Regions from separate parts of the Homo sapiens genome. Here all the other regions are linked to region 1. The links are chromatin loops, found by intact Hi-C in ENCODE. Cell type or tissue: mammary epithelial cell. All regions are shown on one strand. Region 1 overlaps VLDLR (very low density lipoprotein receptor). Region 2 overlaps SMARCA2 (SWI/SNF related BAF chromatin remodeling complex subunit ATPase 2). Region 3 has its middle 280 kb from the start of VLDLR. Region 4 overlaps PUM3 (pumilio RNA binding family member 3).

Region 1 (8,000 bases):
TGCATTTAGTCTTCTGTTCTTAACTTTTGATTAAGTGGCAAATTAAAGTCATTTGTGTGATCAAGGAGCTTGTATGGTGAGGCTGATGAGGTTTTTATTAGCGTAATTCATGGTCAGGCAGGGATTAGCTCAGTTTACCAAGAAATTAGTTGCAAGACAGTCTGGTATGCCTGGTATACCAGAGCATCTTGAGAACATTTCTCGTAGTTTCCAGGAACATGGGATGTTGTTTAGAGGGATAAAATGTGGTTGTCCATCATTTTGAATTGTCAAATTCCAAACACCGACTGTCCTTCCCAAAGTTTCATGTATCTCTTTTTTGCATGAAGATTGCTATTTCAATGTTGACACATCAGCTGTACAACTTAGTTCAGCAGTGGTTTGTCTATTTTACCTGGTTTTAAAATAACCTTTTACATGGCTTGTCTGGACAAAACAGCTAGCCATGCTGGAACCCTGGCATTAACCAGGTTCTTGGTTTTTATAATTCAGGTACTGCAACTACTGTGACTTACAGTGAGACAAAAGATACGAACACAACAGAAATTTCAGCAACTAGTGGACTAGTTCCTGGAGGTATTGAGTTCAGTACTGCAAACTGTTAATCTCAACTAACAGCCACACTCTTTGTATCTACAGCTTAAATAATTAATGCAGCCTTTAACTACTATTTCTGCCCCAATTGGTAACCTATATTTAAACACCAAAGACTTAAAACTTGCATATCTTTTCCTGACTGATCTTAAAGGTTTCTAGTAGAGAACTGTCAGTGAAATGGCTACTACAGCATGTGACTCAAATACTTCTAAGCCAGAGTTGTTCCTGGTGTTCAATTGTTGTAGATACTGAACATCAATATTGGATGCAAAGGTTTTGGCTCCTTACCTGATGGGTAAATTTCTAAGTCTGAATACAGATCCTTCTAAACTGATTCCTTTTATTCCTCTGTAGGGATCAATGTGACCACAGCAGTATCAGAGGTCAGTGTTCCCCCAAAAGGGACTTCTGCCGCATGGGCCATTCTTCCTCTCTGTAAGTAGATTTCCTACAAGTCTGGGTTCAAGAACTTCTTAGATACCAGATGAAGATTTTTTGTTCATCTGGAGCTACCCCTTTCATGGGCCTTTATGCTGTCTAGCATTTATGACACTGAATTACGTTCGCTTTCTCCCCCACATAATACACTAAATTAAGGCCCATATCTTTCTCTTCAGTTGTACCTTTGGCACAGTAACTGGCAATGATAAGTGTTCAACGGTTAATGCTTTCTACTTCCGCACTGTTAACCTGGCTTATCCCCTTTTATAATAAGTCTCTTTAACTAGTGTACTGTTCTGTTCCCCCTTTGAAATGTGTGTAATGCTTCATACAGAGGAGATGCACAAATGCTTAAATGCTAAGAGTTACAGGACTTGTTGAGGATAAATTAAAAGCAGTTAAGAATTTTCAAACCTATGGAAAAGGACCTCTAAACGAGACACGCAAATTCTAAGGACTTTGCTATAAAAACCTTTGTCCTAAATGAAGAGACCCAAGCTTAGCTAACACGCCAGGACCACCTGAATAGCTCTCCAGAACCTTCTGCAATTTTAATTTGGTGAGCCTAAGGTGGGACCGAGGACCCTGCCCTTGCCTGGATGGATGTGGCTAGTCCAGCTCCAGTGCACAGAGCTACCTCTGGGCTGAACTTGTTTCAAGCTCCTGGCCCATGTGTATTCCAACTTCTAGTTATCCTAGCTCCATAAAACATGGCATTTTTACTAATGTCAATTATTATGGATTCCTGAACGTTATTACCTTTCTTGTATGTTCCAATACTAGACTTAGCTCACTTAGCTACCCTCTGATTTTTTTCAGTGCTCTTAGTGATGGCAGCAGTAGGTGGCTACTTGATGTGGCGGAATTGGCAACACAAGAACATGAAAAGCATGAACTTTGACAATCCTGTGTACTTGAAAACCACTGAAGAGGACCTCTCCATAGACATTGGTAGACACAGTGCTTCTGTTGGACACACGTACCCAGCAGTAAGTCAGCTTTGTGTCTTTATACACCATGGCTTGAAGTGAGACTTTTCAGAAAGGAGACCTGGGTGAGAGAGAGAGAGCCATTAGGATGATGGAGTTACCAAACACTTCATCTGCTACCTGGCTATTAGACAGACAGTATAGCCTGTTAGAACATAAGTCACTCAGTTGATCAGCATCTAACCCTCACCAACTGACAAGTGGGTCAACTTAAAGTCACCACTATATTAAGATATTTTTGGTTATAGAAATGACATGTAAATACTAGCATGAACCAAGTAGCTCATTACTGAACTATTAAATCCATTGCCTACTGGATATTTGAAAGTAAATTAGCATATCATATATAGGGGAGTTGGCTTAAAGTCAGTGTATTGAGTAAGATTCACTTAGCCAAAATTATTATATGCTTTGCTTTAAAAAGGTATCCCACCGCCCTTAGTATAGCTAGCTTTTCTTCCAGCAATAGTCACTCACTTGTTCTTCAGATGAAACCCAAGTGGAGTATTTGGCCTTCACGTAGGAAACAGGCTGAACAAAACAAGTATTGATCACTCCCCTCTCAAACTCCGGTGAAACATGGAACAGTGGTCAATTCTTGACACACACATGGCTTTTCACATTTTTCCCCAAGACTTATGATCATTAAGTAGAAAAGACAGAATTAGTCACACTATCTTATCTCACTACCAAGCAGGTATAGTTGAATTCAAGTTAAATGCATGAATGATACAACTCAGTATTCTTTTGTATCTGACTGACTTTTCTTCTAAGCACTCTGAGTGTTTGAATGACCAACTCAAAAGCAAGGTCCATTTTAAAGACTAGAGTTGCCATCAGTGAGTGATCACCAAGCTCATTCTATACTTCTTCTTTTCCACAGATATCAGTTGTAAGCACAGATGATGATCTAGCTTGACTTCTGTGACAAATGTTGACCTTTGAGGTCTAAACAAATAATACCCCCGTCGGAATGGTAACCGAGCCAGCAGCTGAAGTCTCTTTTTCTTCCTCTCGGCTGGAAGAACATCAAGATACCTTTGCGTGGATCAAGCTTGTGTACTTGACCGTTTTTATATTACTTTTGTAAATATTCTTGTCCACATTCTACTTCAGCTTTGGATGTGGTTACCGAGTATCTGTAACCCTTGAATTTCTAGACAGTATTGCCACCTCTGGCCAAATATGCACTTTCCCTAGAAAGCCATATTCCAGCAGTGAAACTTGTGCTATAGTGTATACCACCTGTACATACATTGTATAGGCCATCTGTAAATATCCCAGAGAACAATCACTATTCTTAAGCACTTTGAAAATATTTCTATGTAAATTATTGTAAACTTTTTCAATGGTTGGGACAATGGCAATAGGACAAAACGGGTTACTAAGATGAAATTGCCAAAAAAATTTATAAACTAATTTTGTACGTATGAATGATATCTTTGACCTCAATGGAGGTTTGCAAAGACTGAGTGTTCAAACTACTGTACATTTTTTTTCAAGTGCTAAAAAATTAAACCAAGCAGCTTAACCATGGTTTGTGCCTGTTCCTCTAGGATGAACTCCTATCCTGAGTAGTACCAAGTGTTCTAACTAAATGTGTGAGCTGTAGTTCTTGATGTTGTATAACTAAGCCTGTAATTGGGCTGGTTTCTCTTACACCCTAGCACAGTTAAAAAATGAAGTACTGTTTAACATTTGCTCCCGAAATATTTCTTACTGTGTAAAAGAAGCTAGCTTAGTCTGTACCTAGAATTCCTCTTGGTTAGAGGAGTGAGTTTCTTTTTTTTCCATTAACTTGTTTCCTGATCGAGAAACACGTGCTAAGATTTCTATGAATTCTGCTTCTTTATAGTTAAGTCTCTGTTTTCCATGTTCTGTCATTTATATAGGTCAAGGACAAGTGCCTTCTAAGGCATGGATAAGGGCTTTCTTCTTATGAAAGTCTAGACTGTCTTACTGTGAAGATGGCCAGGGAGGATAGCAAGCAATGGCATTCTTGAACAGTCTAAGGCAGGTTTCTCAGTGTGGTCCTGAGAACAGAAGCATCTGCATCACCTGGGAATGTATTAGAAATGCAAGTTCCCAGCCCCATCCCAGACCTACTGAATCAGAAACTCTGGGGGCGAGGGCTGAAACCTGCTTTCATAAGCCCTTCAGGCGATACTGATGTAAACTAAAGCTTAAAAACCACCGTTTTACTGTGACTTCATGAAGAATATAATTGCAATATCACCTAAATTTTTATCCTGGCTGGGATGGGGCAGATTCTTACTATGGACAATTTCTGGAACTTACAGTATGAAGAGCAGATGAGGAGTTTGAGACAAAGAAAAAATTGTACAGGGAGTTTAGTGAATTTTCCATCAGGTTGGCCATTACTTTCTTTCTCTAAAGTCTCAGGATGTCTGGAAGCAAGGAAAGACAAAAGACTTGAAGCACCGGGTGCATGCTGTGTGTCACAAGTGAGGTGGAGAGTTGGCTGTGGAAGGTACAGCAATTCCTCTGGAATTAAATGACCGACCAACACAGTACCAAGAGGATGAAGAGAAGATGTTTTGCGTTGCTACGTGAATCAGTGGATGACTCATATTTCACTTGCATATGAAATATAAGGCAGTTAACATCTTGTTTGTGGCTTAAGCAAGGACATTAATCCTACTAGATGAAGGGGAAGTTGGTTCTGTTGTCTTAAGGGATGCCCCCTTGTGATTTTGGTCAACTGAATGAAAAAGAAAAGATAGCCTTGGACTTTTTTTTCATGGGAGGTTTGGAGGTCAAGCATGTAGAAGGAAAAGGCTGTAGTCATGAATATAGAACTGTCTGCTCTCCACCTTTTCCTCACTCTACATTTAGTCATCACACTGAACAGGATGTGGCCTGCTGACAGTGAGTAGCTGAAGTGCCTGTTTGGTAAGTAGGTTAGCATTCATCATGAACTCTGAAAGCCATTTCAGAGTTTGGCTGCTGCTCTGACCCTGCTGTGGTACAAAAAACATGGATTTTTTTTTTTTTAACTGGAGTAATACCAAATTCCCTTTAGAAGCTTGAAGTTTGATACTATTGCTTTCCCCATTATAAGGATTATACAGTATTAATTAATTATAAGGCCCAAAGTTTGTTTTGGCAAATAAAGTATTATTCTCTATCATCATCTTTTGAATTCCTGTCCCTAGTATGTTCTTTCATGTTCTGGGTAAAATTTCCAACCCTCAAAGAGTCTAAAACGTCTCATTTTTTTTTACCACGTCCTCCCCAGTAAGAAGCCAAGGTACAACTCATTGTACCTACGAGGTACAAACTCATTTGTAGAAACAAAGTAACTAGATATTCCTATTGAAATAAGAATAGATATATTGGTGGGCCAGGCATGGTGGCTCACGCCTATAATCCCAGCACTTTGGAAGGCCAAGGCAGGAGGATCACTTGAGGCCAGGAGTTCGAGACCAGCCTGAGCAACATGGTGAGACCCTGTCTCTACAAAAAAAAAATTTATAAAAATAAAAGAAAAAAATAGTTATATGACTAAACTACTAGTCAATACAGCTTGCAATAATAGTGCATGAATGATAACAGGCCTCGGCTTTATCACCCAAAAAATAACTTGAATTCTATGTGAAATGTGTTAGGATAAGTTTGCTCTGTCTCTAGAGTTCAATGTAGAAGATAATTAAGAGGTAAAATATGAAGCTTATCATACACTAAAGGAGAATATTTGGAGTTAGATGAGCCTGTCACACAAAGTGAAAGTGGACCCTCCAGAAATTTTAGGAATTGCCACAAAGATTGATGATAGATGAATAAACAGATTTGTGGCCTCTGGTAAAGAAATCCAGCCAAGTTCCTCTGTCCAAATTTTTAAGTGCCCTTTGCAAGCTAATCTATTTGGCAAAAAAATAGTCCCAGTTGTTCAACTAGCTCCCTTAAAACATTCTAGTAGGTGTTTTAAAGCCTAGGTATCGCTGCCTCTTTAGTTCTTGATGAATACAAGGCAAAAAAAAAAAAAAAAAAAAAAAAAAAATTGAGGCTTTCACTTTGGCATTTGCTTCTGTTCCTTGTATCTGTGGAAGTCAAGTAGCCCTTCTCAAAAATGAGAAGCCAAGCTTTAAATAGCAAACTACAGGGTATTAAAAGACTAACTCTTCAGTTAAGAACACTGTAGAAATGGTAGACCAACTTAAAGTCTACCTTTTAACAATCTTTACCCCAAACCTAAAGATTCTAGGGGTCACTTATCTCTATTACGTAATCTAACTGGAATAATTTCCTAGAATTCTTACTAGTGAAATCTTACCCAAGTAAAACAATTTATTATTTTGAATCCAAATGAAAGCTATACTGTTTGCTTTCAATGGTGGCAAAAACTTGCAAAAAGCAGATATACTTTTGCTAATTTAAGTTGAAGTACTATGAATACAACCTGCTAATCTTGATCCCCAAATCTGAGCCCTTCAGTTTCATAATTGTTTTATCCTGAACGTAGTTGTGACATAGACATTTCTCAAAAGGGTCTGATACATCAAACTCCTAACAAGTAGGAGCAGCAACTAGCTAAAGAGTAGAAAGAAGCTTCCCTTATTGTGGGTGATGAGGCGGTGCCTAAAAACCACATATATATAATCCCCTGGGTATTACATATTCTGCAAGCCCTGTTAGTGGGGAGATGGTAGTGGCAATAGCAGCGATAGTTGCGTCAGTGCTAACTGCTGCTGCTGCCCGTTCTGTTGGCGGCTGCTGGCCAAGTGTGCACACTTAGCCCTGGTTGAGGTGCATTGTCTGCTGTCGTCTGTTAAGCATCTAACCGGAGTGGGAGGGCACATCAAGCGATTTCACTCTCTTAAAGAAAAGGTTTTTAGGTATTTTTGGTATTATATAGTCTCTAAGGCCAGAAGGGGCTTATAATGACTTCTCTTCTAGAATTGTAATACTAAAAAACTACTCGAGTAAATATCCTAACAAGTATGATTTTTCTTGGGAAAACTAAAAATTGTACATCCATGCTTCAGCCATATCATGGGCCTAAACTATGAGAGTTCAGAAATATATAAAAGTACAAAAATCTTCAAAGGTACTTATTTCCAAATATGGAGGGAATGAATCTGAAGAGGGAACAATGGCGTTTTTCGAACTTATTTCTCTCTAATCCAGCCTGGAGGATTTTTAGCCGAAACAGTTGCATGTGAAGGATTATCAGCCATCTTTGCATATCCCTTTCACATCTACCTTCACACAGGAAAGCTGAATGCATTTTACCAGTGAGGCTCTAGATATGAAACTTAGGGATCCATAGATAAATAAGCTACTAACAAACTGATAACAGTGGTGTTCCATCTCTCTATCATGTCTCCTGAGTCCGTTTCACGTTTTTGAGCCTGGCTAATGAGAAAAAGAACAAAGTAGGACCATGACCCAGTGTTCTCCTGTAAATCTCACTGTAAAAATCTCAATGCAAAAACACTGAGACAGGAGTGAGACCAGCTGCGGGTGGGGAGTTTGTGCTCCGCAGGTTACCTCATGGCATATCAAAAATGGCTTTTTTCTTCACTGCGCTCAAGGAAAAAGTCAGATGGGTGACAAGGTGGTTCTGTTTAGAAGCAGCAGGCAATGTAGTTAACAGCATAGACTTCCGTGTCTTGTGTGTGGTACCTTGGGCAAGTTACTAACTCCCTCTGTAAAGTAGAGACGATGGGGACTGTCTCACTGTGACAAGGTAAGATTTAAGTGAGATGCACACAAAAAGCTCAGCACAGTGTCTGGCATCTAATATGTGCAGGGCAGATGTCACTACTGAATATCACATCAATGCTAGGGCTGTATTTACTGTCACACACAGGCACCGGTAAGTGACTTTACCGGTGAAAGTCACAGGTACCTTTATCTATGATGAATGTAATGTGTTAGATGGTGACCGAAGTGTTCTCCACTACACCTGTCTGAAGAGATCTAAGTCTGATATTTAAGGAGTGATAGCAT
Region 2 (8,000 bases), 500 kb before region 1:
AGCCCACAAGGTTAAGGCTGTAGTGAGCTGTGATTGATTACACCACTGCACTCCAGCCTGGGTAACAGAATGAGGCCCCGTCTAGAATAAAGCAAAGCAAAGCAAAATACTCTGGATAGAGTTTTTTTAATAGGGAAATGAAACATTTTAATGCTCAATGTTTTTAATATTTTAAATTACTGTACTAAGCAAATGCTTATTTTACTAGTTTTTTCCTTCCCCTCTACATGTATGAGTTTTTAATGTTTAGACATAAATTTTTTAAAGTTGTGGAACAGTAATCCCATTGACTATTAAAATGACTTGTGCACTTTGAACTTGCATGGTTACTTTTATGGTTCCACACGTCTATGCAAAGCTGTGTGTGTGTGTGTGTGAGAGAGAGAGATCTTTGCTGGAAGTGTGTTTATCTGTGTGTGATATTTGCTGAAAGTCTTCCTAAGATGTATCATGTTATGTTTTTACTTGAATTATTCACCTAAGCCTGGCAAGTATAACTTAGCCTTTTCCTGATGGTGCAGTCATCATTAATAATAAGTTATTGTTTTCTGCTATAACGTAGAATAATCTGGTAGTTAAGGGTGTGGTTTATGCAGCCAGACTTTGAGTTCAAATACTGAGTCATCTTCTTACTATGATATGATCTGGAACAAGATGCTATATCTCTCTGTGCCTCAGTTTCCTCATCTGCAAAATGCAGAGAGTAAGAGTGGCTACCTTTTTAGGGTTATTGTGAGGTTTAAATGACTAAATGTACCCAAAGCACTGAGTGGCTGTCAACACAGCAAACGTGTTAGCCAATGTTGCTGCTGCTGCTGGCAGGGACAATGGTGGTAGTAGTAGTAGCTGCATCAGTAGTAGTAGAAGTATTAATGATGCTGTGTATCTGAAGATTTATTAAAAGTTGGGGCTATTTTTTTCTATATTAGACAGCCTCAAACTACTATGCTTTTGATTTCTTCTGTTGCTTTATTTACGTGTTTTCCTCTCTCATGATTGGGCTGTTAATGGACATTCTTTGCATTGGACTCAAGCAGAACAACTACCTCATTCTCATCAGTATCTTATTAATTTGATGTTCTTAACCACGATGGGTGTAGTGACCTTCTGAAAGTCTGACTTGTTGCAGTAGCGTGGAACCCTGGATTGTGGCTCAGTTCCTCATGGACGGCCTATCCCAGGGAAGCCCAGGAAAGAACCATTTATTTTGCTCAGGCCTCACACATTCATGAAGGTGCTTCCAAGTTGCCATTTGACATTATCTCCAAATGAGGTTATGCTCTTAATAGTTGTATTTTATCTGTCTTAAAAGCATTAAGTTATTCTTTGTGAGCATTAAAACTATATTAGTTTGTTACCCTCTTTTGGCATTTCATTTTTAATATACTGAGAACCTCGAAGTACAGAAGTGGCCCAGGCCCTTCTGAGGAGCCCTGCTCAACAGACAAGCGGATGGAGTTCCTGACTGTGTTAAGAGTAGATAGTAACTTGATTGATGATCTCGGAATAGGAAAGCAGAACTGTATTTCTTGCAGTTCTCCATTGTTTCTCTAAGTCTCTTGCAGGGTCTCAAGATCATCTCTCAGGTTTTTTGATTCTACCCCAGGGAGCTGAGCATAGCATGTGCCTAACTTGTAAGAACAAAGGTGTAAATACTTCACATTTATAATTTGGTAGGGTCTTCAGGGCCAGACGTTTTGTGGGCCAACCTCCACTAAATCTAAAAGTCATTCTCCAAATAGAGTATATTGTGTTTAATACTGCTTAAAAGGTATCAGTCACATGGGTTCTTAGTTGAACTTATGGCTAAAATAATTTTTAAACTCATTTTTCTTTTTATTTTTTTTTTGAGACTGAGTCTTGCTCTGTTGCCCAGGCTGGAGTGCAGTGGGGCAATCTCGGCTCACTGCAGCCTCCGCCTCCCGGGTTCAAGCGATTCTCCTGCCTCAGCCTCCCGAGTAGCTGGGACTACAGGCACGTGCCACCACACCTGGCTAATGTTTGTATTTTTAGTAGAGATGGTGTTTCACCATATTGGCCAGGCTGGTCTCGAACTCCTGACCTTGTGATCCACCCGCCTTGGCCTCCCAAAGTGCTGGGATTACAGGCGTGAGCCACTGCGCGGGGGCATTTTCGTTTTTCCAACCAAATTGCTTTTAACTAAAATAGTGTATTAATTGACCTTGTCTCAGATGTGTAAGCCGTAGCTCCCCTTTTCCCTTCGTCACCCACCTCCATGTGCTTATGGCATATGGGGAAAGAGAAAACCTTTTTTTTTTTTTTTTTTTTTTTTTTTTTTTTTTTTTTCAAAAGTGATCTGAAGTTATTGATCAGTAAACTGGAAAACCCACTGTACCAGAAATTCAGTTAAGCTGAGGCTCAATTTTCTTCCCCTTTATGGTCAGCTTTGTACATTTCAGTCCCAAATCAGGGAGAACTGGGAGTGCAGTTGGCATCCCAGTTGCCTGACGAATGAAATACGAAACAGAGTCTGTTGAGTTAATGTCATCAGTTTATTGAACCACAGTCGGAGGAAAAAAACTATATCCAAAAAAGTCCTTACCCTTCAGACCAACTCATCTCTTGAATATGGGAAGCATTTGTTAACAAAAGTATAAGGTTTGTGAATAGTTATGTGCTATACACAGTTATTTTCTTACATCATGGATATTCCCTTAATAACCTTTGAAAGAATAAATGGGGATTTTCGAAAAGTTCTAGCCATTGGCCAGGGCAAGACTGAACGTGCTATCTGTTGAAATGTTAAAAGGGTTGAATTCTGAAGGAAAGCTAGCAAGATTTCGCTAATATGTGCTGTGTGTCGAGGTGGTAAGAACATGTATGAACCTGCAGTTGTTGGGGTTTAATTGGGGTTAAGTTGTTCCTTAATTTAGATAATTTGGTTTCTTTTCAGGGACTTTTTTTTCTTATGGGAAAATACCATAAAGTTTACCATTTTAGACTTTTTTTTTTTTTTTTTTTTTTTTTTTTTTTTGAGGCAGAGTTTTGCTCTTGTTACCCAGGCTGGAGTGCAATGGCACAATCTTGGCTAATTGCAACCTCAGCCTCCCGAGGTTCAAGCAATTCTCCTGCCTCAGACTCCTGAGTAGGTGGGATTACAGGGCATGCGCCACCATGCCCGGCTAATTTTGTATTTTTAGTAGAGATGGGGCTTCTCCATGTTGGTTAGGCTGGTCTCAAACTCCCTACCTCAGGTGATTGACCTGCTTTGGCCTCCCAAAGTGCTGGGATTACAGGCATGAGCCACCGTACCTGGCCCATTGTAGCCATTTCAAGTGTACATTTCAGTAACATGAAGTACATTTACATTGTTGTGCAACCATCACCAACATCCCATCTTCAGAACTTTTCCGTTATCTCAAACTGAAATTCTGACCTCATTAAGCACTAACTCCCCGGCCGTCTTCCCTCAGCCGCTGGTAACCACTGTTCTCTTTTCTCATCTCTGAAATCATACAGTATTTGCTTTTTTGCGTCTAGATTATTTCACTTTAGGGAATTTGATTTTATGTCAGTTTTTCTAACAGGTTGCTTGTGGAGACAGTAATAATCAAAAACTTACTGTCCAAAGCCCTGAGTCTGAAATTCTGCATCCAAAAGTGCTACAGTATGCATTAAACCGATTAAAATAACGTAGCATCTTTGAGGACGAGCTCTATGTTCAACTTTGTTGTTGTTTAATATTTATATTGTAAGAAAATCTCTCATATATGAAAATGTAAATGTAAAATTCCACTATTTTGTTGCCATTGCTTTTCTTGTTTGGGGGATCATTACTGTATTATTGGCTTCCAGGATCTCAGCAGGGCACGAGGGAGGTTTAGCCTGTCTGAATTTTGGAATCAAGTTTGGTGATGTGTGAGCTGTCCCCAGAAAGCACCAGTATAATGTAGTGGTCTTAACCTGCATTCTTTAACGCTTAGCCCTGGGCTCTATAACCCCACCCCCATGCCCAGCAGCATCCCAGGGTCCTCTTCTGGAATCCAACTAGAGTTCCTAAGGGAGGAGGATCCCCAGAGGGAGAAAGAGAAAGTGTCAGTGGACAGAAATATGATACTGAAATAGCAGAGTTAGTGTTTGAGTACTGACTTTTCCCGTTGCACATGGAAGAAATTTCCATGCCTTGTCTGGATATCTTTAGAATTGCTCCTTTCAGTGTTAAGATGGTTTGTTCCACTGTAAGGACTGTGCCACATGGCTTGGTGGACTTGGAGAGGCGGAGGTGGAAACGATGCGCAGGAGTTGGCTTGGGGCTTTTTGTTTGCGTGTCCCTGTTTACCTATTCATAATCATGGATCCCCTCTGCTTTGTGATACTGTGAACCACGCATAACAGCAATTCTTTACACCACCGGGTTGAGAAGAAGGCGCCTGAGGCTGACTTTCTGGACCTGCCGTCACGCAGTAAAGATGTGGTTGGTGTGTGTCAGGATGAGAGGGCCACGACTGGACCCACGTGTGGCTGCTTCCCGGGTCTGCCATGTGCTTTGCTAGCTGCAAAGCGTTTCCTCTAGAACAGCTAATCCTGCATGACTGTCTCCTGCATTTTGCTGTCAGAACGTGCACGCCGCTTTCATAAGAACTAATTGAAGAGGGAGCTAGTTTGCATCTCGTTCTTGCACACCCTGAGTCATGAAAAACATTTTCTTTTAAGCAAAATTGAAAGAAAGAAAAGAGAGAAAGAGGGCCAAAAAAAAAAAAAAAAAAAAAAAAGGTTGCCATCCAGTGGAGGAAGGAGTAATTCCCAGCTTCATTCAGGAAAAACGCAGGCTGAAATATGCTTAACTGTTTTAACTTGACTGGGGATTTTTACCACCATATGGGTTTTTTTTCGTGACATCCGGAGCCAAACGGGTGCAGTGTGCCTTTAAGAAAAGAGGTGCCTCACTAAACTTCGCTGTAGTTGTGTTTCACCGTCTCGGTAGGGAAGGAAAGTGTTAATTTCTTATTTGTACACTTTTTTTCCCCGACTTCCTTCCTATTCACTTCATTAAATCTAGAGGCAGTTGAGCATGGGAGCCGTCTGTATGTTGAATTAGGGCTCGCACTCTTGCGCAACACGTCACCAGTCGGAAACTGGGGGTTTGCTTCTGTGATTTATTTCATTATTGTGCTGGTAAAAGGTTTGGAAGGGAATTCTTTTTGGGGGTAGTACTTTAGCATTGTGTAGCAAGTTTTGGGGTTTTTTTTGTGTGTGACCCCCCAGCCCCCAGCGCTGAGTTTGAGTCAGTTGAGCCAGTTTAGTAAATAATTTTTTAAAATAAAAGAACAGTTTAAAATCTCCATGAATAATTTTACTTACATGCAGGAGTAATCTTACTCTACTCTTTATGTGCGAAAAGCATTGGGAAGTGTTTAGTGAATTGATTTCCATTAGAAAAAGACCCTTAGAAATCACAGAACATAAAGCACTGCATATGGATGTGTTTGGGGTCTTTGGGGAGGAGGGAAGATGTTTTGTAGCTCTCTGCATTCCTGCATAAAACCTTAGTTTGAGGGGAATAATGGTCAGTACTTTGTGTGTTTCCTTGTAATTCCAAAACCTAAATTTAATAAGAATCTGCACGTATTAGCAGTTGTAATAAAAATTGTTTCAGTTGTTCTGTTTGCAATTTAATTTGTTTTCGCTTCTTAGCTACTCACAGATTTAGAGATTTAAAAGTCCAAATATCACAAGCTTATGCTTTTTCCCTCTTTTCAAAATTAAGGCGGGGTGAGAGTAGAAATATCCTTTTTACAACTCCCCCCAACTTCATTTATCTCAGTGAGAAGAAAAACAATGAAAAATTTTACAGCATGAAACTGAAAGTGAAGTGTTACAGTTGTTCTGAATTTTCTTTAAAGAGCAGAATAACATATTATGTTAAAATATTTGAATCTTAGAACATGTACATTGCTTTTATTTACATGCATTTAATTTTCTTAAAAAATTGTCTTCTGTTTTAAAAATCATTTAGACTGCTCCAAACCATGCTGCTATTTTTTAAAAAATAAGGTACAAAATACCAAAAAAGCATACCTTGTTTTAATTTTTTAAAATAAATTTGAATATTAATTTGTTTTCTTACTGGCTTAATTGTTAAAATGCGAGCAAGACTCAGAAACCATCTGAGCTAAAATCTCTAATTCTGCTGCCTGGAATAATAAGGGGAAAAAAATATGATAAGTAGTTGTCAATATTAAAACAGGCTGAAGGAGGAAGCCTTCGGGCCTTGTAGTAGGTAGCATGAAACAGCAGATTTGAGTATCCACAATCCTTTCAGTATTAAATTTTCAGTAAAATAAAATTACTTGTATATGAAAACACAGCCTTTCCCCAGCTCTCTTTTTTTTCCTGATCAGCTGATGAAGAGACTAGCAGCTCGCTGCTTTGCTGGCTTGTTAATTTTATCCCCACTAACTGTGATTTCTGATAGCCGGCCTGCTGATAGTGGTAAGGTAAATATCCTTTTTCGTTGCCGTCTTGAAGATTCAGTAGAACTACATCCCAGGCATGTGTAGGTGTGTAACACATCAAAAGCCGGTGTTCTCCGTATTTCTGTGTGCAACTGGGTGCTTGAGGAGAGCAATACCATTAACTGTTGACAGCCTTGCATGCTGTATTTATTATTAGCATGTTCAGCCTCCAAGATATGCGGGACAATTTCCTTTTCTTAATCTTCGCTTAGCTGCAGTGTGTTTAGCTGTATAGTGGGTGTCCTGCTTTTAGGCAAATGAATATTAATGCAATAATGTGAAGCTTTTTTTTTTTTTTTCCTTTTCCTTTTTCCTCATAACTCATCAGATCTCGCCTCCTTCATAGTGGTTATCTGAACACTGTAGGATCGTGATGGAAATTGTCTTTTGATTATTAAGGCCTAGGCTCAGACTGTCCCTTAGGAATCTGTCTGTGTGCATGTTGCTTCTATGGATTTGCACATTGGAGGATGCGTAGAAAACATATTTTTTTAAAAATCCCACTGGCATTTTTAACATGCCAGGTTGTTTTGTGTTCTGCACCAGGTTTTCTTCACAAAACCTTTCTTTTTCAGGAAGCGTTGTACATAAGTGAAAGAAATTATGTCTGAGCTGTAATCACTCTTTATATTGATTGTTATACTCACATGATCATAAATATTAGCCATGTTTGGTGCTGTGGAGAAATGAAGGTAATTGCCTTATGATTAGAGCTCTTTCAGCTACGAGAAAGGATTGATTATCATTTGCATACTGGAGGCAATATTGAGAGGCAGGAGGAACAAATAACAACATTAGTTATTTTGTGTGAGAGAGCAATCTCAAAACGTAATTTAAAGATCTTTTTTTTAGAAAATTTCTTTTCTATGTTCAAATTTTATGTTCTTTTTTTTTTTCTTCCTTGGCAGTATTTTTCCCCTTTATTTTTCTTCTTTTGAGTTTTGAGATTTACCAGGAAAAAAAAAAAAAGTTTAAACTTCTGGGTCTGTCACATGGATCTTTTAGCCCTTTATGAACAGGTTTCTTTTATACCTGGTTGTTTTTATAGCTATTTTATTATCTCTCTGCATTAGTGCTGCTGGCTCTGGTTTAAAGCAAGCGTTTGCAGGTAATTGGAAAAAAGTGTTTATTGTTTGTGAGTGTGTGTGTTCTTTATCGAATGATTTAAGTGCGTTTACCAAGGAATGTGGCTTTGTACTTTCCCGTTTCCTTGTTTACTAATTGCCACGTTAGAACAAAAATCTAGATGGAATTTTGATTTATATTGTTAATCATGAATAAATTGATGCAAAACCTGAAGAAAAGGTCAAAGCTTATATGATCGTGTGGATGTATTCTTAGGGATTGTTTTTTCATAACCCACCCCTCGTTTTGTTTACCTTTTCCTTCCCTTACAGTAATGAGAACATTAGGGTCTTGTTCTTAAACTGAGCTAAAATTTCATCTGGATTCAGTTATCATCAAACACTTGAATTTATAGATCTTTTAATATTTGTCATATTCTCCTTTACTGTGAGTGTTTTG
Region 3 (8,000 bases), 320 kb before region 1:
TGAATCCCTCTCTCAGAGGTGAAAAGGAAATCCATCATGTATGACTACTGCTTGCACTGCATTTATTAAGGGCTAAAACAATGAAACCCTTTTGGCCCGTCTCTAGCTCCTGGTATCCTGTAATTTCTATTTGATTGTGACATAGGAGCAACCACAGTATGGTTTTAACCAGATTGAGATGACAGTCCTCATTTTGAGAAGCTCTGAGAAACTTGTTTAGCATTCAATTTAACAAATGGTGGAAATCGGAATATAAGGGGGAAAGATATAGAAACCAGTTCTATGCCTTAAATGTTCCCTCTGCATCTATATATGTGTATAAATGTGTGTGTATTATGTGTATAATTATGGGCTTTTATTGTTTTATTATTTTATTTATTATTGTTTTACTGTTTGATTTATTTGATTACAATACCAAAGCAAAATGCCAGTTTCAGTAACTTGATATTTATTTTGCATAACATTAAAATACTACTATTGATACTGGCATTTTATGTTTTTTAATGTATTCAGAGTTAGTGAAGCAAAAAATTAAACCAAATATTTAATGTGTTAACAACTAAAAATTCAATATACCTTAAGACAAGTAAAAATCTAAATTTTTAAATGTATGTGTACTAAACATACATTGTTATTGCAAAATTGTTTATTAGCAGTAAATTAATAAAATTACTAAAAACTTTATATAAAATAAAAACTTTAACAATCCCCAGAAAGTTGAAAATTTAAGTACTAAATAATTAAGTATTAATTAACTTATTAATAAAGTACTTAAAAATTTACCAAAAAAAAGGTGTCATAATGAGAGTTTACTGTCCTGCAAATTTGTTCAGCTGTTGAAAAATCTTTGACATTTTATTGGAATGTAAGACATCATGCATGAATGGTGACATTAGGGTTATAAACTAACTCCAAATATTTTCCTCTGGCTTAACATTTTCAAATAATCCCTCCTTTTATTTAGCAACTTTGAGGAAGTGTTTCTGCAAAGCTCTTCCTTTTTCAAGGATCTTTCTGTGGCTCGTGAGCTATAACCTTGTTTTAAAGAGAGCACTGCCAGTTTATCTTGGACTCTTCCAGTGTCACCATCTGTAGATGGGGTATCTGATGCAGTTACCTGCATCAACTTCAATTTTGTATTGTTTATATTCCACTTTTTCAAAAAGTCTTTGAACTAGAATAAGAAATATTCCTTGCAATAGATGCTTGGTTTTGATTGTCATTTTCATTCTCCTCTTGAGGATTATGGAGGTATAGAAGAGTATTTTCTAAACGAGTGCAGTTTTGTTGGATTAGAAATTGCAATGCAGCAAATAGCTCTCTGGGTATATCTCAAGTTGTAAAAGATTCAGATTCAGAATTTCAAAAAATATTTAAAAAATTGTTCCAAGAAAAATATAAGTATTTCAATACTATGATTCAGAATCTTAAAAAAAATTTCAAAAATACTGCTTCCAGAAAAATGTAAGTATTTCAATACTTAAAAATCATCCACTGGGCTGGCTGTGGTGGCTCATGTCTGTAATCCCAGCACGTCGGGAGGCCAAGGCAGAGGGATCACTTGAGGTCAGGAGTTTGAGACCAGCCTGGCCAACATGGTGAAACCCCATCTCTACTAAAAAATACAAAAGGAAATGGCTGGTCATGGTGACAGGGGCCTGTCATCCCAGCTACTCAGAAGGCTGAGGCAGGAGAATTACTTGAACCTGGGAGGCGGAGGCTGCAATGAGCCAAGATTGCACCACTGCACTCCAGCCTGGGTCACAGAGTGAGACTCCATCTCAAAAAACAAAACAAAACAAAACAAAACACTGCAATTATTTACATAGACATAAATAAACAGTATACTTGTACACATACTAACACATCTAACTATTTTTTAGTAAAGTTTCTCTCTATTTCAGTCATTGCATGATGACGTGAACTCAACATAAAATGTGGGGAGTGGGAGTTTCTTCTGAGAACAGTTCCTGTGATGTCTGGCAATAGGAGCGTTGACTGGAACATGTGGATATACCTTTTCCACCATGAAACATTTGAAAAACTCCAAAGTTTGGACTCAGGCAAGTGCAAGTCCAAAATGTGTGTTACAGTCCACTCTGGTTTTGGAGGTAGTTGTGGAGTGCCCCACAGACCTCTAGGGAGTAAAACATACTGGATTTTACTCCAGTGGACCACTTGGAGCTCCTGAGCCAGCTGAGAAGCCTGTTCATCCCCAGCAGAGGCAAAGCCAGTTTGGGAGGCCTCAGGATTGTCATTTCTCCTGTTCACAGCATGGCTCTGGGCAGCGCCACTCAGTGCCATCAAGGAACCATGCACCTGAAGTTTGGAACCCAGCTGAGTATGCAATACAGAGGAGGAGAAGACTGCAGTGGGGTTTTGTAAGGTGCTCCCAGCACAGCGTGCATCCGTTCCTTAACTCTGTAAAGCAAATGTGGAAACCACTCACAGTTTTCTAGCTTCCTTACCCTTTATTCAACTCCCCTAAGTGCTGAGGCCTAATTGCTGACCCATCTGGCCTCTGGCCTGATTTCCAGTGGATATCTGGCCAGTGGTGGCTAGGTCCAGCATTTCCTCCTTCACGATAGCCAAATCATCCAGGGCAATCTCTTGGCAGCAAAGGAGGCTAGAGAAGTTGCTTTTTCAGCAGGTCAAATCAAAAGCATACGGGGAGAGGAAGTTCAGGGCTAAGAGGCTTGCTGATTCTCCATGACTTATTTTCCTCTGGGAGGCTGGATCCCATCCAGAACTGCACACCTCCCAGAAACTATGCTTTCTGACTTTGTGTCTCTGTAAATGACTCTTTCCTGATTGAATTGATAACCAACTTACGAGTCTAAAATCACAGTATGAAATAAACTGAAAAAATCTACAGACAATATGAAATTTAATTCAATAAACATTTGCATATCTTTTTATATCAGGCATTATATTAGAAGTTGGGGTATAAAGACAAGTGGAATAAAAATCCAAGAGTTCAGGAAACTCATGCTGCAGAATCATAAACATTCACATGGCAATCAATGAGACAGAGGCATGGCTAAGATGCTTGGGAACAAAGAGGAGGTCATGTAAGGCTTTAGGCTTCTGACACAAGAAAGGTGACCTTGGCTGGGTCTTGAAGGGTTAAGCAGGACCTCAGCAGATACTAAAAGGGAAAATAATGTACATAGAAAAATGAACAGATACAGGTAGTGGGCAAGAAAACCCGTTATTGTGTTTAGAAGACAACAGGAAACACCATGGGGTTATGCATTTGAGCAGGTAATGAATGACCTGAAATAGGTTGGTAAGTAACGCTTGGACTCAGCTGCAAAGGGCACTCAATATCTGGATGTCTGAGATTAATGGAAGAATGCCATTGCCAGATTTCCAGCAGGGGGTGCAGTAACAGCTTATGTTTCAAAAAGTTCACTTAGATGGCAGCACAAAAGAGAAATGCAGGCAGACAGGAGATAGTTAAGCATTCCAAACGAAGGAAACTGGGTACTCAAATACACACCGAACCCCTTTGGGCAGTATGCTTAAGGGAGAACAGGATTGAAACCAGATTTTTTTTTTAAGATGGAGGAGATCTGAATATGCTGTAGGCTGAAGGTCAGTTGCCATTGGAGATGGAGAGATTGATAGTACGGGAGAGAAGTGGAGATAATGGATGAAGACCTTTACCCATGCTAGCCTAGCATGCTGAGTTTCTTTTAACTGACTACATGCAGTGCATTAGCATCGGTCACTTTGTAAAAGAACACATGAAATACTCAATATCATTGCATAGTAATACAAAAATATAACGAAAAGATAGCAGAAGTCATTACAGAAATACCTTAATCTCAGGGTACATGAAATGACATGAACTAAGATAGTCTACCAAGAAAGGGCAAAATGATGAATGAGACAACGTTGTACTACAGGATAGTCAAGTTAGCAGTAAACCTAAGTAATGTCATCGGAAGAGAGAGGGAAACTGGGGAGAAAGAGAGATAATGGAAATCAGACAGCACAAAGAAGAAAACAACAGTCAGAGGAGAAGAGAAACGGTCAGAAGAGTCCATGTATTTGTACAAAGGAGAAAAATGACATAGGAAGTTTTAAACAGCCCATAAATCCTGCTGTCTCCTACTTCTCACCACTCTCACCTAAGGCAAACGCTGTAAAAGAGCTGCCAGCTGTGGCTTGTAGCATAGGAGGCTGGGGATCTTTGGAGATGGTTTTGCAGCATCTCTGGGTCTTTTTTATCAGCCCACAGTAAATGGACTGCCCATATTTTCAGCCTGGCTGACTACTACCCAGTTATAAAGAGAGCTGTCTGCAGGAGGAACTGGCCCTGAGATCCTTGGACACACGATGGTTTTCCCTTCACCTTCAATCACCTGTGGCCTCCTAAACAATGAATAAAGAAAGTGCAATACCTCCTGGCTCAAGGAGTGTTTACCTTTCCCAAAGTGTCAGATGAGGACCGTGGTAGGCAAAGCTGTACTTATACTAATGAGACTCCTCCATAAGATGTGTTCAGAGCCCAGCTCAGTGCTTCTCAAATTTTCATGTCTACATGTATCACCTGGGAATCTTGCTAAACTGCAAGTTCTGATTCAGCAAGTGTAGAGAGAGGGCCAAGATGATCAATTTCTAACAGGGTCCCAGGTGATACAAATGCTGATGGTCTTTGAACCACACCTTGAGTAGCAAGGCATTAGGAAATGCTCTATTATGAACTGAGAAGGGTGTTAGGTTAAAAAAAAAAAAAAAAGGAAAGAGTTTTTTTGCTGTCTTTGTAGAGAATCCACATGGAAATATGGCAGGATGTCATTTCTGCCTTACCACTAGCCGGATACTGCCACGGAGCTGTCCTTGGCTCTGGGTTCAGTTTCCCAATGAACTTGGCCTAAGTTTTCCTGACCGCAATCAAATGAGTCTTGGCTTAAGGAAATCTCTAAGTACAATTCCCTCTTCTGTCTTAATGGCACAGAAAAGGCAGGAGGGTGCTCCTGGGATTCACCCACGCAGCAGAGCAGAATAGATGAGCCCACAGAGAAATAAGATTTCCAAATGACTTTTGCTTATGACCTGATTTACATCTCCACAAAGAGTGAGAGAAATGAGTTACTTTCCCAGTCCAGGCCCTACTTACTTGCTGAATAAACTCTGTTTAGGGAAAAAACCCGAACAACCCAAAACTTGAGGCTTTGTGCAAGGTTCACTTGACTAGTGAAACAGATGAAGGCAAAAGTTTTCTAGAATGTTTATATTTAAGTTCTGCCTAAGGGGAGCTCTTTTTATCACCTGAATATGTCACTGTAATTTGATAAACAGCAGGAGAGAAGAGGCTGGCATTGAAAAATGTTTAAAACACTGCACGATGTTTCAGTTAGCTCTGGCACAATGGATTCTCATAAAAAGGAAGTTTTATTTTCAGTGCTGTCGCCCAGCTTTGCTCAGTTCAACAAACACGCATTTGAGTGTCTGTTATGTAGCAGGCACTGTGCTGGGTGCTGAGCACACAGTAGTAAAAAGTGGTTGCTGTCCTTGGGGAGCACCCCGTACTATGTGGGAGATGGACAAGTGGAGAGATAATGTCTATGCTGTATTGTCTATGCAATAATGGAAGTAAGTGCCTGAAGTCTGAAGCACAGGTGGGATCTTCTCACCCACTCTGCAGGTGGGGAGCATGACACAAGGAGGGTCTCTGAATAGATAACATCTGAGCTGAATCTACAAGCTCGAATAGGAATTAGGATGGTAAAAAGATTTTAGGAAGGTGCTAGTCATTAATGCTAACCATTAAGTATTTCTGATTTTTCCCTCTTTCATGTACATAGAATAGCCTGTCCCTGACCTCTTACATGTAAGTATAGCCACATGACATGCTCGAGCCAGTGACAGGTGGGTGAAAGCAATATATGGCATTTCTAGGCAGAAGCTTTAAACACGTATATGTGATTTACCATATTCCCTTCCCACTGCTACAGAAATTGTAGAAGCTTGTGTTAAAATAAACACTCCATCAGTCTGGGTCCTTGAGTGACTACCATGAGCAGAAAGAAACCTTTGTTGTTTAAAGCCATAAAATTCCAGAGTTGATACTGCAGTGTATGCTAGTCTATCCTGACTCATACAGAAGAGCAGGAAATTCTATTTGCAAAATCTCAGATGTGTAAAACCTTTGATTTGGAAAGTGCATGGTTAATAACACTAGAATATGTTATGCAGAGTGGGATAGATGGGGATTGGGATGATGTTTAACTTCTCTGGGTCTCAAGATAATAGAGGCTTAATTAGGTGATTGAATAAAGGGCTAGCCAAATGAACTCTTGTTTCCTTTCTAACTACAGACTTTGGTTTTACAAAATTGAACGCAGTTTATGATCTTTTCCTCCAGGAACTTGTCATGCTGGACTCCTATTGATTTCAATAGGGATGGCACCATGTTTGAGAGGCCAAAGAAGAGGCGCAGAGCCAGCAAATGAGGCACGGGTTTTTTTTGAGGGGACTCACATACAGGGCACTCCAGTGGCAGCAGGCTGGACAGGAGAACCACTGCCATTTGTAAAAATCATGCAGTTCATACAACATTTTTGCTTAACATCTTTCCCCTAGCACCTTCCCCCTAGCAACCTTCATTTAACCCAAAACAAAGGGCCTTGATTCCCTGTATGGCCTGCATTCCATGGCTTGGGCCAGGGGTTTAGATGTTCCTCATAGATGAGGAATGAATCTGCAGGTTGGTCACTCCCAGATTCCCCCGCTCGAAACTCCCAACGCACATTATGTTTAGACCATAGGGTCATTCTCAGGGTATCTTAAGTCATTGTTGTCAGGAACATCTGCCAAATTTCTAGACATGACTGAACTTTCGTTTACCTCTAGGAAGCCATAGCGTTTTTTAAAACCCATATTATAGTAGTAAGTATTTTACAAAGCGTTTATTTTTGTTATCTTCACTAGATGAAGTTTTTTGATCACAGAAAATATTCCTATTGTATTCCCAAGACCATGCACAATGCCTAGGGGTGTAATAAGTGTCTATTAGACCTAAGCCACTCTTGTGGCGAGGTGTCTCCCTGTTAGCCCGTTTGGCTCCACTGCCTGAGGACAACCAGTCACAGAGCGTCCAGCTCCTATTGTCACTTCCAGACTCTGATGAAGTACACACTGCAGAGTTTCCCAGACACCTGCTGAAAAGACTAAGAAAAACAACTCAGAAACGAGTCTTTGTAGCAATGTTTTAAGAGTAGCAGATGGGAAGGAGCCATTAGATAAATTCTCCTTTCCTCCCTACAATAGGTTGTTCCAAGGAAAAGCATGTATGGAGGTTTCCTGCATGATTGGGCAGGTGAAGCTGCTGAGTAATTGGCTAAATCTCTTCATGACTCATTGTGAACTATTGTCCAGGTGGTAACACATTACCTTCTATTGCTTACCATCCTTGTGTTTCAACTCTGTATTCCATTATTTTCACTGCCCTGGGCTCCAAATAATATATTCGCACATAATCTTTGGTACAGACTTTGTTTTCTAAGAAACTTAGGCTAAAACAGTTTGTTTCAGAAATGGTTATGGAAAGCAGGCCCTCAGTAAGATTTGGAGTTTGACTGCCCACAGATCAGAAATTAATAAGGACTGCAATGCTGGTAGTAAATGGATTGTTAATAACCCCTGGTATGCAATGATGTTGCAAGTACTTAGGCATTCACTTGCAGCTGGTTGAGGTGAGCTGCATGTGAAAAGCAAGGCATTGAGAGATCTAGTAATTGTGGCATTTCATCAGTATGAGGACAATGATAATTATATATATTTTGGAGTAATGTGACTGTACTGTACTCCTTGCAAAAAGAAAGTGTTTGTCCCAGGGCTTGTAATTGCACACTGTGAAAATCTCTCTTTAGTGTCTTTAAAAGAAACTCTTAGCTTCTTAAATTTCAAGGTAGACTGTGATGAAAATCAGGCCTAGGATCTAATTATAAAGCACAGTTCCTGCAAAGTATGCTTATATAATGTGCACA
Region 4 (8,000 bases), 150 kb after region 1:
GGAACCTAACGCTCACAAAGACACAGTGAAGTATGATTATCTTCATTTTAAAAATGATGAAAATGAAGCAGAGAGGATATGTAACTTACAAAGATCATCCAGCTACAGAGCCAAGCTTCAAATGCAGTTCCAGGCCTGTGCTCCCAACCACTATTTTATATTCCCTTTAATTTTACCTGATTTTCATTTTCCAAAAGGGTGTGACTTATAGACAAGTATGCTGCAGAAAACACCTCATCCTAACCCTGATCATCTGTAGGAGGGTCCAGCAATAAAGAAAACTTTTGAGGGTTGAAAAGCTACTATAGAAAAGCAAACCAGAGAAACATTTGAGAGAGGAAAAGATGAACTGTATTTTACCAACTGTTAACACTTTGACTCTAAGACGTACCATTATTTTATCTATCACTCAGAAAAAAAGCTGCCTATCAACGGTCATGCTAATATGCCACTGACTATAAGTGACACCCGGAAAGATTTGTTAAATGCAAAATAAAAATGTACATTTTTAGAATTGATGAAATATAGTAACACGCAGGCAGGCAGCCCAGGCCATGGTCTAAGTTTGAGATCCCAGAAGAAGTGAGAGCATCTTTCACGATTTTTCTTCCGGAAACTGACTTGATGTTGTTACATTCAACAGTAGGCAGCAGATGTTTTAGCCAGAGAACTGTAAGTGCTCTGGTTTCAGTCTCATGCCAGTTCCTGATATGGTGCTACTCTTAGTATTAAGAGTACAGAGGCTGCGCACGGTGGCTCACGCCTGTAATCCCAGCACTTTGGAAGGCTGAGGCGGGCGGATCACGAGGTCAGCAGATCAAGACCAACCTGGCTAACACAGTGAAACCCCGTCTCTACTAAAAATACAAAAAATTAGCCAGGCGAGGTGGCGGGCGCCTGTAGTCCCAGCTACTCGGGAGGCTGAGGCAGGAGAATGGTGTGAACCCCGGGGGCGGAGCCTGCAGTGAGCCGAGATGGCGCCACTGCACTCCAGCCTGGGCGACAGCAAGACTCCGTCTCAAAAAAAAAAAAAAAAAAAAAAGGACAGACTGTCCCTGACTTATAATAGATCAACTTACGATTTCTTTTTCTTCTGAGACAGAGTCTTGTTCTGTCACCCAGGATGGAGTGCAGGGGTGCGATCTCAGCTCACTGCAACCTCGGCCTTCCAGATTCAAGCAATTTTCCTGCCTCAGCCTCCCAAGTAGATGAGATTACAGGTGCCTGCTACCACTCCCAGCTAATTTTTGTATTTTTGGTAGAGATGAGGTTTCATTGTGTTGGCCAGATTGGTTTTGAACTCCTGCCCTCAAGTGATCCGCCCACCTCGGCCTCCCAAAGTGCTGGGATTACAGGTGTGAGCCAGCCTACTTACGATTTTTCAACTGTGCAAAAGTCAAAATGATGAAGCAAAGTGATATGAACTCAGAATTCTCTTCAACTTACCACGGGACATGTATACTTGATTAACTAATCACGGTGGCCAAGGGAGTGTTGTGGTTCAGAGGCCAGAGTCACATGCCACTGGTCAAGGCAAATCATAATTCGACTCCACCCAAAAAGGCGACTAAAATGTAGGGGGAGGGGAACCTCCAGAAAGGTGCCGGGCAGGGTATTATTACCAAAAGAGCGGATTCCAACAGATATTTAGAACTAGACTTAGATATCGAGTTATACAATGGGGCCAAATAGTTGATCTGGTAAGAACAAATGAACCCATGTCTTGTCTGTTTCTTCAAAAGGATATTACTGCTGTTACAGATCTTTAAGATTCACAGTTTCTCTATCACTGCCTACTGCTGAATGTGATAACATTAAGTCAGTATGTGCTTACTGGTAGATATATCAATAAGAACCTAAGTTTTAAATGCAAGAGGATTTTCATCTAAAAGGAAAGTCTGTTGTCAAGCATCTGGAAGTCATTTTAAGATATCTGAATTAGTCATTATGTTTAATTATAGTCATCAAGAGCTCAAAGTCAGATGATTCCCATGACCTTACCAGACTCCTCTCACCTTTCCCTCAAGTAGTTATCACATATCAAGCACAACTAAGAGCTAATCATTTCCTCCCAAGGTACAATTAACTCCCTAAGAAAAAGAGCACAGACCAAAATTTCTCATTCCCACATTTTTGCAGCTCTGTCTGTCCACTTACATTCAGCCACGGGCATGAGCCCATGTTTAAAAACTGGATAAAACATTCTGATGAAAAATATTCCAAACACTGTTCTTTCATAGGCTGTTATCTGTGGTATCATCCAGGGCATCATCATCGGTACAAACATACATAGCAATCAGTGTCTGTCTGCACACTGTGGAAGGCAGAGCAGCCATTTAGTTACTATTCATAAAAGACACACAATCCAAAGGGCATACTGTATCTCCTAGTTAAGGCCATTCATTAAAAAATTTACTAATGCGGCCAGGCGCGGTGGCTCACGGCTGTAATCCCAGCACTTTGGGAGGCTGAGGCGGGGGGATCACGAGGTCAGATCGAGACCATCCTGGCTAACACGGTGAAACCCCGTCTCTACCAAAAATAAAAAAAGATTAGCCAGGCGTGGTGGTGGGCGCCTGTAGTCCCAGCTACTCAGGAGGCGGAGGCAGGAGAATGGCGTGAACCCAGGAGGCGGAGCTTGCAGTGAGCCAAGATGGCGCCACTGCACTCCAGCCTGGGCGACAGAGCAAGACTCTGTCTCCAAAAAAAATTTACTAATGCATCTGGGGAAGAAGTTAGGGGACCTGGGGCACTTGGATGGTGGTGTTTTTAGGTTCAGAAAAGATGAAGATGATCATAAACTTAGTTTCCTTACGTTAAGCACTATCAAAAGGTAAGACGAGCTCAAGTCTCAAATTTTTATGTTTGTTTAGGTCATTAATTTTGGCAGAAATAGTTTGATTATGGGCTCCCTACTAACTGCTGCTGTTTTGTGATCTTGTGTTCTCTTAACCATTATTCTAAATACATATATCCATAAATTTGCCAGACTTAAAAGTGACTAATCTGCTAAAATTAAGACGTAACTTTTTCAAATTTTCACTGATATAGAAACAGAAGTGCCATCTCATGTTTTCAAGAGCAAATCTTTTGAGTTTGGTCAGGTAGGAAGCCATTTCCTCTAAGAGGCCTTTATTCTGTTATGCAAGTGCTTATTACAGCAGACATAAAGGGAGAATGGAGTTCTCCTTCCTTCTAACATCAGCTGATTCCTAGGAGAAGCAGGGTTTGATGCAAACTGAAAATACGACAAGCTGAATTTTCAAATAAATGACATTCTCAGATCCGCTAAATTCATCCATGGAAAAGAAGACCACCATGAAGCCAGGTAGGTTGTTTTCAGTTTGTTTAAAGCCATTTGTGGATTTCTGCTTAAAAATGGTGCATTGTTGAGTTTATCTCTGTTCCTTTCAGAAAGAGTAAGATAAGACTAGAAAAATAAAATTGTATAAATTCACAGGAACAAAGTAAACAGAGGAGAAGCCACAGTGGGTGAGAGATAGCACCAAGTATCTGGAAGAACAGGAAGCAGTAGAGAAGGCGGCAGAACTGTGAAAGCGGAATACCTAGTGCATGGAGAGGAACGAGTCAATTCTCACCATGGTAGACCAGAAAATTCCAGCAGCTAGAGGTGCCAGGTACTGGAGAATGCTGGGGTAAGCCTTGGAATGGAAAACAGGGGGATTGGCCCAAACTGCTTGACCACCACTCCCAACCCTGGCAGCAGGCTGAGGAAGTGCTTTGTGAACTTATGTTGACTCATTTTCTCAAGACTAGGGGGCCCCAGATATGAGAGGGCATGAGGGAGAGGCACTGTGCTGAAAGCAGGTAGGTTAATTAAAATCTGCACACTGACTATTGAGCAACTGAATGCTGGCTGCAGGTGGATTTCTCTCTGGAGGCACTGAATGGCCCAGAGGAAAGGCCTACAGATACTGACATCTGGAGGACCCCAGTGAAACAGCAGGATCCACAACTAACCACTGGTACAGTAAAGTCAACATTAGAAAAGAAAAGAATGCCCTCTTTCTCGTCGGTTTTAAGATTTTAAATGTCTTAAATATATGAGAGCTAAAGACCTCTCCAAGAAAGTCTCAAACAGAGCCCAAAGCAAACAGAAAGAGCAGATGACAGAAAAGAAAGTAAAACAAAACAACCAACCATAAAATTGAATATCACCAAGAAACATGAGATAATGCATACAAGCAATAAGAAAAGGACACTTTAATGAAAAGGCTGGGAGTGGCTAGGCATGGTAGCTCAGGCGTTCAGGACTAGCCTAGGCAACATGTCAAAACCCCGTCTCACAAAAAATGCAAAAATTAGCCAGGCATGGTGGTACATGCCTGTATTTCCTGACGCCTGACAGGCTGAGGTGGGAGGATCGCTTGAGCCAAGGAGGCAGAGGTTGCAGTGAGCTCAAGTTGCACAGCTGCCACTCCAGCCTAGGTGACAAGATCCTGTCTCAAAAAACAAACAAACAAACAAAAAACCCAAAACACAAAAGGCTGGCAGAGAAGGTAGAGAAAATATCTCACTCAGAAAGCAAAGCAAAAAAACAAAAATATTAAAAATAGGGAAAAGAAAGAAGATTAGAGGCTCAAATCATTTCAACTCTCAGTAATAGCTCCAAAGACAAAGAACAGAGAAAACACGGGGCAGGGGGTACATTAAAAAAATCAGAAAAAAAACCATGGAAAAACATCTCGCAGGATGAAAGGATCTGGCTCTTCCGACTAAAATGGTTCACCAAGTGCCTAGCATAAAGAAGGAAAAGAAAATATACATAACACTTTCCAATGCACACGATCCTGAAACACGAGAAAGCTGGAGACTTAAAGGCCGCATATGAAGATTGAGAATAAGGATGGCACTGGACATTAAACTTCTACAACTTTGCAATCTAAAGACAATATTGACGAGCATCTTCAAATTCTGAGGCAAAATTAATTTTAAACTAGAATTCTATGTCCAGCTAAACTAGACATCTGGGTTTGAGAGTAGAATAAAGACATTCGGACTTGCAAGGTCTTTAGAATGTATTCTTTCTCGGGAAGCTACTAGAGGATGTGCCGTGTTGAGAAAAGGGTGTTAAGCAAGAGAGATGCATGGGATCTGAGAAATGGACTTTTCATAGGAGAGAAACTAAGGGAAGGCAGACGATGATGATGGTGAAGGAGCAGCAGTTCTTCAGGACATCCCGAAAGCCAGGAGGGGTGTCTCCAGGAGAAGGTGGAAATGCTTGCCGACTTGACATGTTGGATACTGTGGAAATTGGTATTTAGAGACAGCCAGGTTAGCATACTTTTGGCTGCAAGTTGCAAAAGATCCAACTCAAAACTGACCTAAAATGAAAAACTGGGGTTTATTCTCTCACATAACCAGAAGTCCACGGCTAGCGCAGCTCCAGGAGTTAACTTATTCAACAGCTCAACATCATCAAAGTTCCAGACTCTTTTCACAAACCTTTGCTCAGCCATCCTCGGCATATTTGCTATTTCCTGTCAGGCTTCTAGCTTGCAGGCTGGGCCTAGTCCTGCACATACCAAAGCTGACGGGCAGGAAGGGGACTCTCTACAACCCAAGAGACCTAAGAAACCCTCCCAGGAATACCATCTCTCTTCCAACTTTCACTGGTCAGGCTCCTTCCTAAATCCGTCACTGATTTAAGAAATGGGCCCTCCGGACTCGGTCATACCAGTGCTCTTCTGCATAGGACACACAAGCGAATCAGGTGTACAGCCGGGTGGGGTAATGAATGAGGTTGTCAAAATCCCAACACATTCACAACCAACTAGAGAAACACTGAATTATATCAGTTAGGATATTTAAGCCACGTGGAAAGGAGCAGACACCAGAATAACACAGAAGCCTTGGTGGGCTAAAAAAAAAAAAGAGGAAAATGGCTGTTGAGTAATTGCTAAGGGTGCCTTCAAGAGAAGAATTTAAGCAATTCTGACGTAAAGTTTAGGAAAAATCAACAGAGATGTAGAAACTAAGCAAATGAAAATAAATGACTAATTCCAGAAAAATTAAAATAGTAGAGGAAATGTAATGGCTGCTCACTACTTGAATCAATATTTAACAACATTTATGTAGGTATAATAAGGTAAACCCTGAACACTGATTTCATCATACATGATGCAATTCTACTGGGAAGGGAGGGAAGAGGAGTGGGGAACAGTGATGGTAAAAGTTCTTAATCTGCATTTCCTGTAATAGGAAATCAAAAGAAAATACCTGCAACTGATAGATGTATTTAGACATTTAGCAGAGCGAAGAATAATCAGTAGTTCTGGGGAGGGTGAGGCAGGGGTGCAGAGGAATGGGGTAGATTGCTGCTTCTGCTATAAGCTTTATAAAAGTACTCCTCAAATTATGTACACATTATCTTAGTTTCAAAGATGAAACAAAGAGCAGGGGTTCTTTCCCCCTTTCTCTGAATGGCTTCTTTATACAGAGAACACAAATCACAATGTATTAGCCAAACAAATGCAAGCTCTACTGTTGCCTTTTCCCCATTCACCTCCTTATCCCATCCCAGTTCCTCCAGCTCTCCACCCACACCCTTATATTGGGTGATGTGAGAATCCATGTCAAAAGTTACAGCCATCAGCGCTTTTGCAGTCTGGGAAGGATTCAATACACCGTGGCAGGAGGGGTCCTGGTAGTCGGTAGGCTGGAGTAGTCCTGGGACCCCATGGTCTGGAAAGGAAAGGCACAGCCAATTCCTCAGCAGGTGTAACTGCAGTGACAGACCTGAGTGAGTACCCCGTTAGACTACTTTGAGAAAGCAGCCAGATACTCATAGGCATGACTACATGAGCCTGACTGAGCTACCAATCCTTCTAAGCTTTGTTTGCTCAAACAACTGCAGTTTTAAAATTCAAACATCCTAGCTGTAGTTAAACTTCTGCACGTAACAAATTTCCACCTTCTTCCTTCTTATTCAAACTCCATAGGCTTTGACATTTTAGGGACAGTCTCAAGGGAGAAAGTCTAATCACAAGGAGCTATTTACTTGGAAGGCCCAAAATCAGAGACAAGGAGAACTTCCCAGTGACCCTGACTTTAACACCGCAATCCACAGTGATCCCCTAATTCATTTAGCACATTTCCTCCTATGAGCTTAACTTACCTGAGTGGCTTTCAAACAAAATCTAGCATGGAACCTAATCCATAAAACAGCTAGGTAGGCAGCTGTGAACCCCCCACTGCCCCGGTACTCATTAAATTCCACTTTACTGTGCCCACGACTCCCCCTGGCTCTTCTTTTCCACATCCTGCCTTCCTTTGACAGGATGAAAGTCCTCTCAAGTCCCACCTTCTCCAGGAAGCCTTCTCAGACTATGCTCACTGAAGATGTCTTCTCCCCTGAATCAACTCATTCAACTACACTTTATATATCTGGTTGGTCCCACCATATATGATTGGTAAACCTTCCACATTAATTGCCTCACACTGATATGCTTACTACTCAGTGTAACAGAGGAGACAGCTGAGATTTTTAAAAAAGACCATTTAAAAAAACAATTTATATAAATAGATTCGTATACAAAGAAGAAACACATATACAGAGTACCCCAATTACCAGTATGGTGGACCCTACCCCTTCTTTTCTGCATTGGGAAACAGAACAGAGAACAGAAAAAATCATTCCATCTTGCTCTTAACTCTTTCCACCTATGTGCTCAGTTTTTCAAGTAGAATTTCTATTCCTTTGCTGGTGCTTTTGGTTTTTTCCAATGTAGGAATCAAGCTTTTCAGTGCAGCTTTGACTTTGTTTGCAACTTCCAGGTCACAACTCTGGAGGAGGCTGAAGAGAGGAAAAAAATTAAATTTCATAAGCATTCCTAGATCATCTCCAATACTACCTGTACCAACAGTAAAAAAGACTTTGTTAACTGTGACACAAGCCTTGTAACTATATACACATTATTTTTCATTCAAAGGATGAATGATGAGACCAGTAGCCCATATTATAACACCACGGAAAAAAA

The links. Peaks named below come from ENCODE experiments on the same cell type or tissue, not always from the same donor. Only the 100,000 strongest peaks of a DNase experiment are listed, where the experiment ranks them.
Region 2: it touches region 1 in a loop (29-fold over the local background); 3 of 110 quality-filtered maps call a loop at or near these places.
Region 3: it touches region 1 in a loop (3-fold over the local background); 3 of 110 quality-filtered maps call a loop at or near these places.
Region 4: it touches region 1 in a loop (2.6-fold over the local background); 7 of 110 quality-filtered maps call a loop at or near these places.

The regions. Positions count from the first base shown.
Region 1 is chr9:2,650,923-2,658,922 of GRCh38, forward strand. VLDLR (very low density lipoprotein receptor) reads left to right here. Exons shown (of 19, transcript NM_003383.5): 16 at 493-576; 17 at 952-1,032; 18 at 1,858-2,027; 19 at 2,911-8,000. The coding sequence ends at 2,946. It overlaps LOC105375957 (a long non-coding RNA gene), which reads right to left. Exons shown (of 3, transcript XR_929436.3): 3 at 1-2,088. Among named protein-coding and RNA genes, the nearest start is that of VLDLR-AS1, 33 kb to the left of the region's middle. In mammary epithelial cell, no CTCF peak of the experiment used is centred here; DNase peaks (open chromatin) are centred at 4,579 and 4,889; H3K27ac peaks cover 2,828 bases.
Region 2 is chr9:2,153,452-2,161,451 of GRCh38, forward strand. All of the region lies in intron 27 of SMARCA2 (SWI/SNF related BAF chromatin remodeling complex subunit ATPase 2), which reads left to right. Among named protein-coding and RNA genes, the nearest start is that of SMARCA2, 140 kb to the left of the region's middle. In mammary epithelial cell, a CTCF peak has its summit at 4,784 (motif pointing left); DNase peaks (open chromatin) are centred at 530, 2,750, 4,470 and 4,950; H3K4me3 peaks cover 2,984 bases; H3K27ac peaks cover 3,620 bases.
Region 3 is chr9:2,332,894-2,340,893 of GRCh38, forward strand. No RefSeq gene overlaps it. Among named protein-coding and RNA genes, the nearest start is that of VLDLR, 280 kb to the right of the region's middle. In mammary epithelial cell, a CTCF peak has its summit at 3,381 (motif pointing right); DNase peaks (open chromatin) are centred at 6,058 and 7,358; H3K27ac peaks cover 1,056 bases.
Region 4 is chr9:2,796,648-2,804,647 of GRCh38, forward strand. It overlaps PUM3 (pumilio RNA binding family member 3), which reads right to left. Exons shown (of 18, transcript NM_014878.5): 18 at 7,505-7,816. The coding sequence ends at 7,684. Among named protein-coding and RNA genes, the nearest start is that of PUM3, 43 kb to the right of the region's middle. In mammary epithelial cell, a CTCF peak has its summit at 3,939 (motif pointing left); a DNase peak (open chromatin) is centred at 4,314.